Linked DNA regions of Homo sapiens: all the other regions are linked to region 3. The links are chromatin contacts, found by Hi-C or POLR2A ChIA-PET in ENCODE. All regions are on one chromosome and are shown on one strand. The core of a region is the stretch at or near the end of the contact, and the rest is flanking DNA. Distances in the headings are between cores, read along the strand shown.

The links. Hi-C counts contacts between places; a loop is a spot of excess contacts on that map. ChIA-PET counts read pairs that join two places held with the same protein, here RNA polymerase II (POLR2A). Pooled maps may share reads with other maps.
Region 1: a loop to region 3 is called in a pooled map, with 6 times the contacts of the local background. The contact joins two enhancer-like sites. A Hi-C loop is called at or near these places in 2 of 37 single-sample maps with no recorded cell type and 12 of 50 pooled maps. POLR2A ChIA-PET finds 5 or more read pairs at or near these places in 1 of 52 experiments (OCI-LY7).
Region 2: a loop to region 3 is called in a map of esophagus squamous epithelium, with 7 times the contacts of the local background. The contact joins two enhancer-like sites. A Hi-C loop is called at or near these places in 4 of 168 maps with a recorded cell type or tissue (CD4-positive, alpha-beta T cell, esophagus squamous epithelium, mammary epithelial cell and 1 more) and 13 of 50 pooled maps.

The regions. Positions count from the first base shown.
Region 1 is chr4:87,149,458-87,153,040 of GRCh38, forward strand. No RefSeq gene overlaps it. Among named protein-coding and RNA genes, the nearest start is that of KLHL8, 69 kb to the right of the region's middle. RefSeq lists a silencer at 1,561-1,610 and enhancers at 2,967-3,467, 3,468-3,583. Within about 2 kb of position 1,539, at least 2 of the 41 ENCODE cell types and tissues checked have a DNase peak (open chromatin) inside an H3K27ac peak, as active enhancers do.
Region 2 is chr4:87,119,364-87,123,016 of GRCh38, forward strand. The region is part of intron 12 of AFF1 (ALF transcription elongation factor 1); the gene reads left to right. Among named protein-coding and RNA genes, the nearest start is that of KLHL8, 99 kb to the right of the region's middle. RefSeq lists an enhancer at 768-1,343. Within about 2 kb of position 1,613, at least 20 of the 41 ENCODE cell types and tissues checked have a DNase peak (open chromatin) inside an H3K27ac peak, as active enhancers do.
Region 3 is chr4:86,495,363-86,498,728 of GRCh38, forward strand. It overlaps a transcript of MAPK10 not described here. Among named protein-coding and RNA genes, the nearest start is that of MIR4452, 46 kb to the right of the region's middle. RefSeq lists an enhancer at 3,312-3,366. Within about 2 kb of position 1,534, at least 4 of the 41 ENCODE cell types and tissues checked have a DNase peak (open chromatin) inside an H3K27ac peak, as active enhancers do.

The DNA of each region.
Region 1 (3,583 bases), core at 289-2,788, 650 kb after region 3:
CACCTATAATCCCAGCACTTTGGGAGGCCGAGGCTGGAAGATCACCTGAGGTCAGGAGTTTGAGACCAGCCTGACCAACATGAAGAAACCCCCGTCTCTACTAAAAATACAAAATTAGCCAGGTGTGGTGGCGCATGCCTGTAGTCCCAGCTACTCGGGAGGCTAAGGCAGGAGAATTGCTTGAACCCAGGAGGCAGAGATTGCAGTGAGCCAAGATCGTGCCATTGCACTCCAGCCTGGGCAACAAGAGCAAAACTCCGTCTCAAACAAACAAAAAAACCCAGTATTCATAGTGTCAACATTTTATAGGTTCTGATACATGTTTAAAAATTATCTTAATCTCCTTCCTCATATCCAAAGCTTACCCCCTAGACTTGGCTAAATGTTCTCTTATCCTAATCTTTATACTCCCTTATCCACCTCTAACTGATAAGTGGAGTGGACCATACTTACTAAGGAGTGGAATCACTGTGTACCCAATGTCACATACAAAAATGCCCCCTCCTTCCCCTTACCTCAAATTGAGTAAAGCAGTAGGTCAACCATAGGCAGTCCCATCCATCAGGCTCTGCTATTCTGTGTTCAGGCGTAAAATACACACATGTATACATGTGATTTCATAGACATGTCAGGACAATAAAATGCATTGTTGGGTAATTTGGAAATCTAAAGCCTAAGAGCTCAGGGAAATTTCACATATATACATTCTCTCCACTTTCTAAAAAATAAATGACATCACCTGTGTGAGTGATAGCTTTAAAGCAAAAACTTCTTATGTTAAATCATTAAATGTTTGCTTCTACTACCCTAATTTCCTGAAGCCACATCTTTTTTTACTTACCAAATACACATGCCTTAAATAAGTAAATCCCTGGCCAGGTTCCTTACTTAGCTCAAAGTTTTAACTTTTTTTTTTTTTTTTTAAACATGCATAGTGTTCTGTCCTTTCAGCAGAGCCCTAGGAGCAGCCGAGACCTAGTCTCCTAAATTTTTACAACTCTCCATAGGCATATTTACAAGGTGTTACCTGAAAATACCAACAAGCCACCAGACACATTTGTGTCCAATTCATTAAAAAGAATTTATATTCATTCCACTAGTAAAAATGATTTATTCCTCTGGCTCTGATTTGAAAGGATGTAATAGGTTTGAGTAAACAATAACCATCTCTGGCCTTTTTTCCCCTTCTTTGTAGGCGTTAGCCACTCTACAGGTCTAAACCCTTGTTATAGCAAAAGATCTTAGTGCATAAAGTGGATAAGATCTAAAGCACACAAATTTAGTTTTGACTATAATGTACCTCTTGGGATTATGTAAAAGCCACAGCCAACCAGCTCAGCTCCTGGGTATTATTAATAGTAGTAATGAAGTAAAACATTTTGAAACTGGACTCAAATTGTGTTCAGTGTGCTAAACCAGGGATGCTGTGAAATGAATGTAAATTTTAACAAGCCTGTTCTGAGCTTTAGACTTCTCATTAGTGCCCCTTTCCCAAGTGTAATGTGCAGAATGAGCCACTAGAGGGCAATCATTTTCTTTAGGAAAAAGATGCTGTTTGAAAGCACTGTACATTCATTTAACCACAATGACACCATGTCTCACACCCAGGAGAATGGATATAATCAAAGGAAAAGGCAATATCAAGTGTTGGAGGGGACAAGGAGCAACTGGAAATCTCATATGTTGCTGATGGAAACATATGGTACTGCCACTTGGATAACAGTTTGCAGTTTCTTAAAAAGTTAAAATCATGTTACAATAAAACCCAGCAATTCCACGTATATGAAACTACCCAAGATAAATGAAAGCATATGGTCAATTAAGATATGTTCATGAACATTCATGGCATCACACATAATAGACAAAAATTGGAAACAATCCAAACAACCATTATTGGTGAATGAATAAACAAAATGTGATATATGCATATGAGGGAATACTATTCAGCTATAAAAAATTCTACACTATGGATGAAGTGAACCTCAAAAATATTATGCTAAGTGAGAGAAGCCAGATGCAAAAGATTAAATATAGTGTGTGATTCAATTTATATGAAATACCCAGAAAAGACAAATTTATAGACAGAAAGCAGATCAGTGGCTACCTAGGGTGAAGAGAAAGGAGGGGAGGAGTGGGGACTGACTGCAGACAGGCTCATGAGAATTTCAGGGGGATGATGAAAGTGTTCCAAATCTGGATTATGATGAGGCTGGCACAATGCTACAGGTTTACTGAATCACCATGTACACTTACAGTGGGTGAATTTAATATAAATCATACTTCAATAAAGCTAACAAAAAACACACTGATTTAGCACTGCATTAGAATAGGTACTGGGAAATGAAACAAGTGAAAGAAAGAAAACTAGAGCACTGTGTATTAGAATGTAATACAAATAGCCACTATGTCATTCGGTCCTGAGCTCTGGCTTTTCAGACAGGAAAAAAGCTCACTGTTTGCAAACAGACTAGGGAAATTTAGGAATTTATGATCAAGTAAGAATTTTATTACTTTTGGCCAAAGGCCATTACATTTGTTACATTAAACAGAAACATTTGTTTAAAAAGGAAGGTTGTAAAGTTTCAAGCAGAATGCAATTATTTTCTGACTCTCCATCAGTACTTTGGAGTCATATTTATGAAGGGATTTAAAACACATCAATGTGCTAAGGGTCTGATGTTATATAAAATAACTAATAACTTGAGATATTCAGGGCAAAGAGAGACACTTGAAGTGACAGGCATATCCATACCAAGTAATTTTACATTTCCTGAATTATCCTTTTATAAACTAGTTTAAATTTACTTAAGAAACTTCAGGTATAATAATATATGAGATCAAAAGGCTCGTTCTGGCCTGTAATCCCAGCACTTTGGAAGGCTGAGGCAGGAGGATTGCTTGAGCCCAGCAGTTCATACCAGCCTGGGCAACTTAGCAAGACCTGTCTCTACAAAAATATCAAAATTAGCCGGGCATAGTGGTGCGGGCCTGTAGTGCCTACTACTCAGTAGACAGAGGTGGGAGAACCACTTGAGCCCGGGAGGTCAAGGCTGCAGTGAGTCATGTTCACGTCATTGCACTCCAACCTGGGCAGCAAAGCAAGACCCTGTCTCAAAAAAAAGAAAGCTCTGTTAAGGTCTATAAGCAGCAGTCTCCAACTTTTTTGGCACCAGGGACCAGTTTTGCAGAAGACAATTTTGCCACGGACAGGGCAGGGGTGGGGACAGGTGGTTTGGAGATGAAACTATTCCACCTCAGCTCATCAGGCATTAGATTCTCATAAGGAGATTGCAACCTAGATCCCTCACATGCGCAGTTCACAATAAAGTTTGCTCCCCTATGAGAATCCAATGCTGTCATTGGTCTGACAGGAGGCGGAGCTCAGGCAGTAATGCTCACTGGCCTGCCGCTCACCTCCTGCTGTGCAGCTCCGTTCCCAACAGCCCACGGACCAGTATTGATTTGAGGCCCGCGGACGGGGGCCCCCTGGTCTATGGAACGTCTTCAACACATAAATTTCAGAGGAGGCTAGTGGTACACAAGAGAAAAATTAGTGAATATTAAGACAAAACTATGTCTTTTC
Region 2 (3,653 bases), core at 363-2,862, 620 kb after region 3:
AGCCCAGGAGTTCAAGACCAGCCTGGGCAACTCTGTGAGACACTGTCTCTGAAAAAAAAAAATTAGGCACAGTAGCGCATGCCTGAGGTCCCAGCTACTCGGGAAGCTGTGGTGGGAGGATCACTTGAGCCCAGGAGTTAAAGGTTGCAGGGAGCTGTGATTGAGTCACTGCACTCCAGCATGGGCAACAGAGTAAGACCCTGTCTCTAAAAAAAGAAAAATAAACACGTAACGTGCATAGAGCTACATGTGTGAGCCTTGCATTGTTCTAGGAGCTCATAGAGATAATTCCTCACTTCATTCAGTCATCTTACAGATTCCTTTCAAATGAAGGATAGTCTGTCTTAATTGTCATTTAGATGAATAACTGAATAAGGAGGTGCATTCATTCAAATCTTTTTTACTTTTTCTAAATAATCGCTTTGCTGACCAAGACACTTCAACTTTTTTGGGAAAGACATTCCAGTGCTATCATTTATGCGTTTTGAAGAGTGAGGAAGGGAAGTTATGATGTGTAGTAGGAAAATGCAGTTTTATTGCAGGGAGTGATTGGTTCAGTCCTTCCCTTCCATCCAAGATCTGACTGTCTTTTCTTGGGTTATTGCTCCAGATCAGCACCCCTAGTTATCGTTCAAAATGAAAGCTCATCCCTTCTGATTGACTAAGGCCACTTACATCTAAATTTCTTCGTGCCTGTTAGTTACCCTGAGGAGAGCACCACAACCATATGCATGTGATAGCTTAGGCTGTTCTGAATCATGCGTTCCCTCACCAAAGAGAAAAACAAGTGGATGAATTTCCCTTTTCTGTAGCACTCACCCCAGTGAACATAACCTGTCTGCACAGCAAGTCCCTGGGCCTGATCTTGGTACAAACTTGAATTGGTGTCCCTTGTGTCTTTTTCATATTGAATCTCCTTCCGAGGCGAATCACAGGGAAGTCCCTGAATTTCCCCAAAGACTGCTTCTCCAGTTTTCTGTGTTGCATGTGCTACCAAGCTCATTTGCTTCCTTTTGGAAGAGGATAATAGAGCCTTAGAATTTAGGTGCGGAAAGAACCTTAGTGGTCCCTTGATCAGCTGCCACCTTTTATAGATGAGATCCAAAAAGGCACTAACATGGCTTGACTGCTGAGTAAAAATAGATCTGCAGCTCAGGCATGCTGCCTCCTCCCAGTCCCGTGAGCTTTCCTCTTTTTCACATGTGTTTTCTCCGTACAAGTGTCTGTTGGGAGGATTCTCAAGAGGCGCACAAGGTCGGCGTACTGGCTCTGGCGCTGCCGGTGAATAAGGTGGTTACCGCGTCAGCCCCGGCTTGGTTCCTCCACGGCCCCCACCACTGCCACTCAGTGCCCACACACATTCCTACTCCACTTTAGCTACTCCTGCAGATGCTCCCATCTTCCTTCACAGCCAAACTCCTGGTTCACTACATCTTTCCATCTGCTAGAATCTCTATGGCACCAAATAAGTGTCAGTTCTGGAAAAAGCCACCTTTTCCCTGCTTCCTACAAGTGTCTGCTTGGTGAGCTGGCTGCACGGCAGCGCAGCCTGCCGAGAGGCTTTCCCTGACGGAAACTGACTTGGCCCCTTGCAAGCCCATGTCTTCCTTTTATGGCCTTCACTCTTGCCCTGTGCTCCACTGTGGGTGGAGCAGCATCTGGCAGAGATGATCAGGGCTGCCTGACCCAACAGGTTAAGAAAAGCAAACAAGTCTGTGAGGACCAATTCGTCAGCCGGCAGCCTCCCTTTGTGGAAGGTGAGGCACCATCCTTGAGACAACTAACCTAGTAGAAAAAGAATTTCTGAAACCCAGACCTTAAGCCAGATTCCCTGAAGTGGGGATGACCTGGGGATAAACCACAGGGCAAAGGGACTCCTTTTTCCTCCTGAAGAGAGAGTATCACCTCATCTGAATGGCTTCTTGACCCAGAAAAATCTAAAGAACAGCATGCCTCCTGTTTTACGGCAGGTCTTGTTCTTGGAATTTTGGTCTGCATTTCTGCTCACCCAATATTGCATGGCTCCCATGTTAATGACCCTTTCCTACATCCATCCACTTAAAGTTGTAATGCAGTCCTGCATCCAGTGCCCTCAGCTGTGTCCCTGAGCTGTTAAGCTGAATTTCTGTGCCAACTGACAAATACCGAGTGCCTACTCTGGGGAAGCCTCTGTGGCTGTTCCAGACAGAAGATGACAAAGTTCTAAGTGCATAGTGTACAAAAAACCACTAACTTCATGCCCGCTGGCTTGATCTCAACAGTTAAGCAAAATCAGCAGAAGGGGACTTTTGCTTTATTTAGTTTGATGGCTTCCTTTCTACCAGCTTATAGAATATTATCTGCTTCTAGGTTGCTAAATATCAATATAAAGCATATTATTCCAGTAAGTGCCAATGCAGTTGTTAGATGCTGGCGCTGAAGTTAGTGCTCACTGCATTCTCTCTTGTTGGCTGTCTACTTGAGTCACCGATTGGCACAGCCAGAGCTATAACCAGTCTGTGAGGATTGATTTGCCCTGACTTGTATCTTCATGTGTGGTCTATAAGGTCTGCCAGATTGGCTTATAGTCACAACCAGCATGTCCTAAGCAAAATGAAACTATATGAACAAAAATCAGCTCTCATTTCACTGCTAGACTTTGGTGTTTTCTTTAAGAAGTAGCCTTGTTAATGCTTAGTTTTGCCTTGGGGGCCTTAATGTGTCATTAACTGCCTGGAAATACCTTTCATTTAAAAAAGTATACTTTAGTACCTAATGTTCAATTTAGTATCGATCTGGATATTTTAGCAAATTTTGACTTTTCAAAGACAAAGTTTCTGTCTTGTAATGTTTCTTGGGCCGGCTATACTGCCTTTCATCTAAAACTCACTACAGTTCACTGGGCCGTTTGGTAACAGGGTAACCTGGGCATAATTAGGTGCTTGATTGACAAGAGAGTTACCAGTACCAGAAGTCAGGTTCTATTTTAACCCCATCATTTCCAATTGATTGTTTTTCTCTCCACCATTATTCACTGTCTCTCAAGTGTTAGCACTCTGAGTTGTTGAACGGAGGTTTGTATGCTGCGCAGAGCCCTGTCGCAATGCCCCAGCAAGCTTCTTGTTGGCATGTGGCCACTCTAAATTGTGCTCCAGGATCTGCTATGGGTCCATGCTTGCAGGAGAAACAGCTGTGTAGAATTTCCTATTGCATTTCATTTGTGGGTTTAGAACTCGGTTGCTTATTTCATATTGTCTCCCTTTTCAGTCCTTCAAGGTACATTTTTCCAACTTCTCTAATGAATTATTACATTTCTGAGTAGCTGATATGTTTTTATCTTATCTAAGCAGTATATTTATAATTCCTTCTTTGCATTGGCTAATCTGATTAGTAGTTCAGAACCCAATTTTCAGATTGTCTATAGCAAACTGTGAAGAACTGTGCTGTCAAGTAGAAATAGAATATAAGCCACATATGTAATTTAAACTTTTCTAATACCACATTAAAAACTATAAAAGGGGAGGAAATGGAAAATTAGTAAAAAAAAAAAAAAAAAAAAAAAAATTCTTTTTGAGACAGTCTCATTCTGATGCCCAGGCTGGAGTGCAGTGGCGCAATCTCAGCTCACTGCACCCTCCACCTCCTGGGTTCTAGTGATTCTTGGCCTCAGCTTC
Region 3 (3,366 bases), core at 284-2,783:
GCCAATCTGGCCTATCCACACCTCCATCTATCCCTTCCCTTGAGACTATTTTGAAGGAAATCCTAGATATCATATAATTTCCCTTATAAATATTTCAGGATGAATCTCTAAAATGCAATAGCTTGTCTTTATAACAAAACTAACACAACTGAAATATCATTATCACATCTAAAAATAATTCCTTAATAATATCAAACATTTAGTGTCGACATTTTAATTGTCTCATAAATATTACAAATAGGGGTTTTCCATGGTGCTTATTTAATCAGCATCCAAACAAAGATGAGATATGGTAAATTATTATTGTATTTTAAATATCTTTTAATTTTCATGTTCCATTTTCCTCTCCCTTTTTCCCCCTCTTGCAATGTATTTGTTGAAAAAATGTGCTTTTATGTCCTATGAACTTTCTCAGTCTGAGTTTGACTGACTGATTACATCTCCTTGGTATTTTAACATGTTTGTCCATCCTTTGGGTTTTCTGAAAATTGCTAGCTAAATCTAGAGTCATCATCGGATCCAGGCTGAATTTTTTTGCATATATTAATTTTTACCCAAAAAAACTATAAGAATAATCTCAAGTTTTACCAAAAACTTATTAACACATTTTTTCTATAATTCATGCCAGAAGATATTACATAAACATCAAAAATTTGAAATTTAAAAGTGAACAAAGGGCTTCATTTTTGTGGAAAACAACATACACACTCCATTAACCAAAAATAAACACAAGAAAAGTTCAAAAAAGCCCAAATGCTATAGGGACAACAACTTCAAATTAACCCAAGGATCTAAATAATGCAAAACCTGATATTAGCTACATGCTTTCCAGCCATTAAAATAGAGACTTAGATGTTGAAAACTCTATTTTTGATTCAGAGACGAGCTTTGTGCCCCGGGTTTTGGTTCAGTTTGCCTCAGCTACCACTAGAGGGAGGCCAATATGCATTTGAAAAACCCAAACATAAAAAATTGGCCTGAACCTGGAAGATTTCCATTTTTAAGTTCTTTTTAAAATATCAAACATAGTTCTTATTCAATATTACATATCATTTATTTTGTGTTTTACTAGGAAGCTTCACACTAAATTAATTTTGTATTTGGAATCTGCCTATAATGCAAAGGAAAAATACAGCCCTTTTGTGGCCTATACAAAGTACATGATACAACAGGTACCCCTGAAGTCCTCCTTCACCCCAGATCTTTTCAAGGCATTGAAAGGTACAAGAATACAAGGGGACTATGTCATGGTGACTAGGTTAAGTTTTTTTAGAGATTCTAAGTGCTTTTTAAGAATGCAGTACCCCAACTCCCTTACAAATTACAATTTTAAAGCAATAAACTATAAAACAAGCATAAAGAAATCCAACAAATTTCTATTTTCCGATGACAATTAATTTTTTCTGGTGAGTTAGAGGAGAAATATTTAATTCCCCCCCCACCCAACAAAAAACATTACTCAATACTCCTTTGCTGGAGGGCTAAGCACACGCTTAGTCAGCTTTATAGATAATCCAGATAATCCAGTTCTGCCTCCCATCCTGCAAATAATTAGCTAAAATGTCGGCACTAACTAATCTCTCTTTTGCCACAAAATATGCACATTCCTTATAATGCTTATGCTTTACATTAACCTAGCTCTTTAAGATTTATAACTCATTTTCACATGCTATTTCATTCTATCCTCAAAACTTTATTTTTATGGGAGAGTATTTTTCCTGCTTTATAAGAAACCAACACTCCAAACAATAAAAATTTGTTTACAAAGTTTAGTTATATTTCACATAAACAGGACTCAAATTCAGTGCTTCTAACTTCTAAAACTCAGGTACTTTATGGTTCTACTGATGAGGCTATTGTCAGGAATTTCACTTCCCCTATGAACAATCCTGTTTCTCATTGTCAATGCCTGGAAGATTCTAAAAGCATCAAAGTCACACTTATGCTTTCCATTTCCGTAGACTTGGCAAGGAACTATGCGGGCATGCACTGAATGGCCAGTCTCAGTGCCAAATGGAAAACCTATCCTCAGGCTCCTTGGCTCTGCCAGGTCAGAAGACTCAGAGCACACACTACACTGCAGCTGTTGAGGCCATGGGAAGTAGGACCAATGGAGTGCAGCCCTATGAGGCATATAGAAGGTGCTGAGGTTGGAGTTTTTCATGGCAATAACAAATGTACCTATGATCACTGATCACAGACATCTTTCCCAGCTGGTGGGGGCAGTGGCAAGTCTAAGCCATAAAACCCAGCAGAAATAAAATCTGTCCAGGGCTAAGTGGTGTGCTGATGATTTTTTAACAACCAGCTCTTCTGGAAAGGAGGAAAGAAAGCCCTGGTTTGTAGTTTGCCAAAACTCCCACCATGGCCAATTTCGAGTGTACCAAGCAAGCATCATATCATTAAATATGAAGTTGAGAAGATACGCTAACAATCAGCACTTGCACTCCACTCCTCAGTCCCTATGCCTAGAGCACCCCACTCTGGCTGTGCAAATATTAGGAGCAGGGTTGATTAGAAAACCCTCCATTCCATACCACTATGGAATCTATGGATGGATTTTCCATGAGCACAACTGGCTTCTTGGACCATCCCTTACTTCTCTTCAAGGGTAAAGAATTTATTTATCTAATTGGTGTGTTAGGGAGAAGCAACTGAGCATGCTGAGCTAAGCTCCTTTCTGCCCTTTCTCTCAGGGATCTGTCTGCCTGAAGACAATGTGCTTTCTGTTTTGGCTGCTGTCATGAGATAAAAGTCAGTGGCCTTATGCCACAGTTTTCAGGACAGTCCTGGCATTTCATCCCTTCGACTCTCAAAAGTGTCTTGGTTTGCACAACAAATTATGTGTCACTTTATGTAAAAGGGACTAACCCTGCAGAGCAAGGCCTGGCAGGCAACCAGAAAAATGGCTATTTCTGGTGCAGTCCTAGGAAACCTACTGTTACCACACAACTGAGCCACATTCTTCAATATCACTTTTATTGATAATAAACCTGACATTTTGATCTTCATCGGTTTGATTATTTTATCTAACTCTAGTTATATGCCAAACACAAGGAGTAACAACAGAGCCATCATTTTGGAGACTCTTAAAACTTCATCAAACTGAGTGCCCTGAAAAGTGACTGGTTGTGGCTTTTAGATAAGAAGAAAGTGGAAGTCCACACACACAGAAACAAAGGAGACTAGGATCATTAAGACAATTATCCACAAGCTCCCAAATCTACATTAAGAAAACAAAATACTAAAAATTTTTAGTGAGAGTTGACTCATAACAGCACTGCTATAATAAGAATTTAGAATTAAATTGAGGTGGCTTTATAAACCGTGGGTCACCACCACAAATATGTAGGGTACACCACTCTG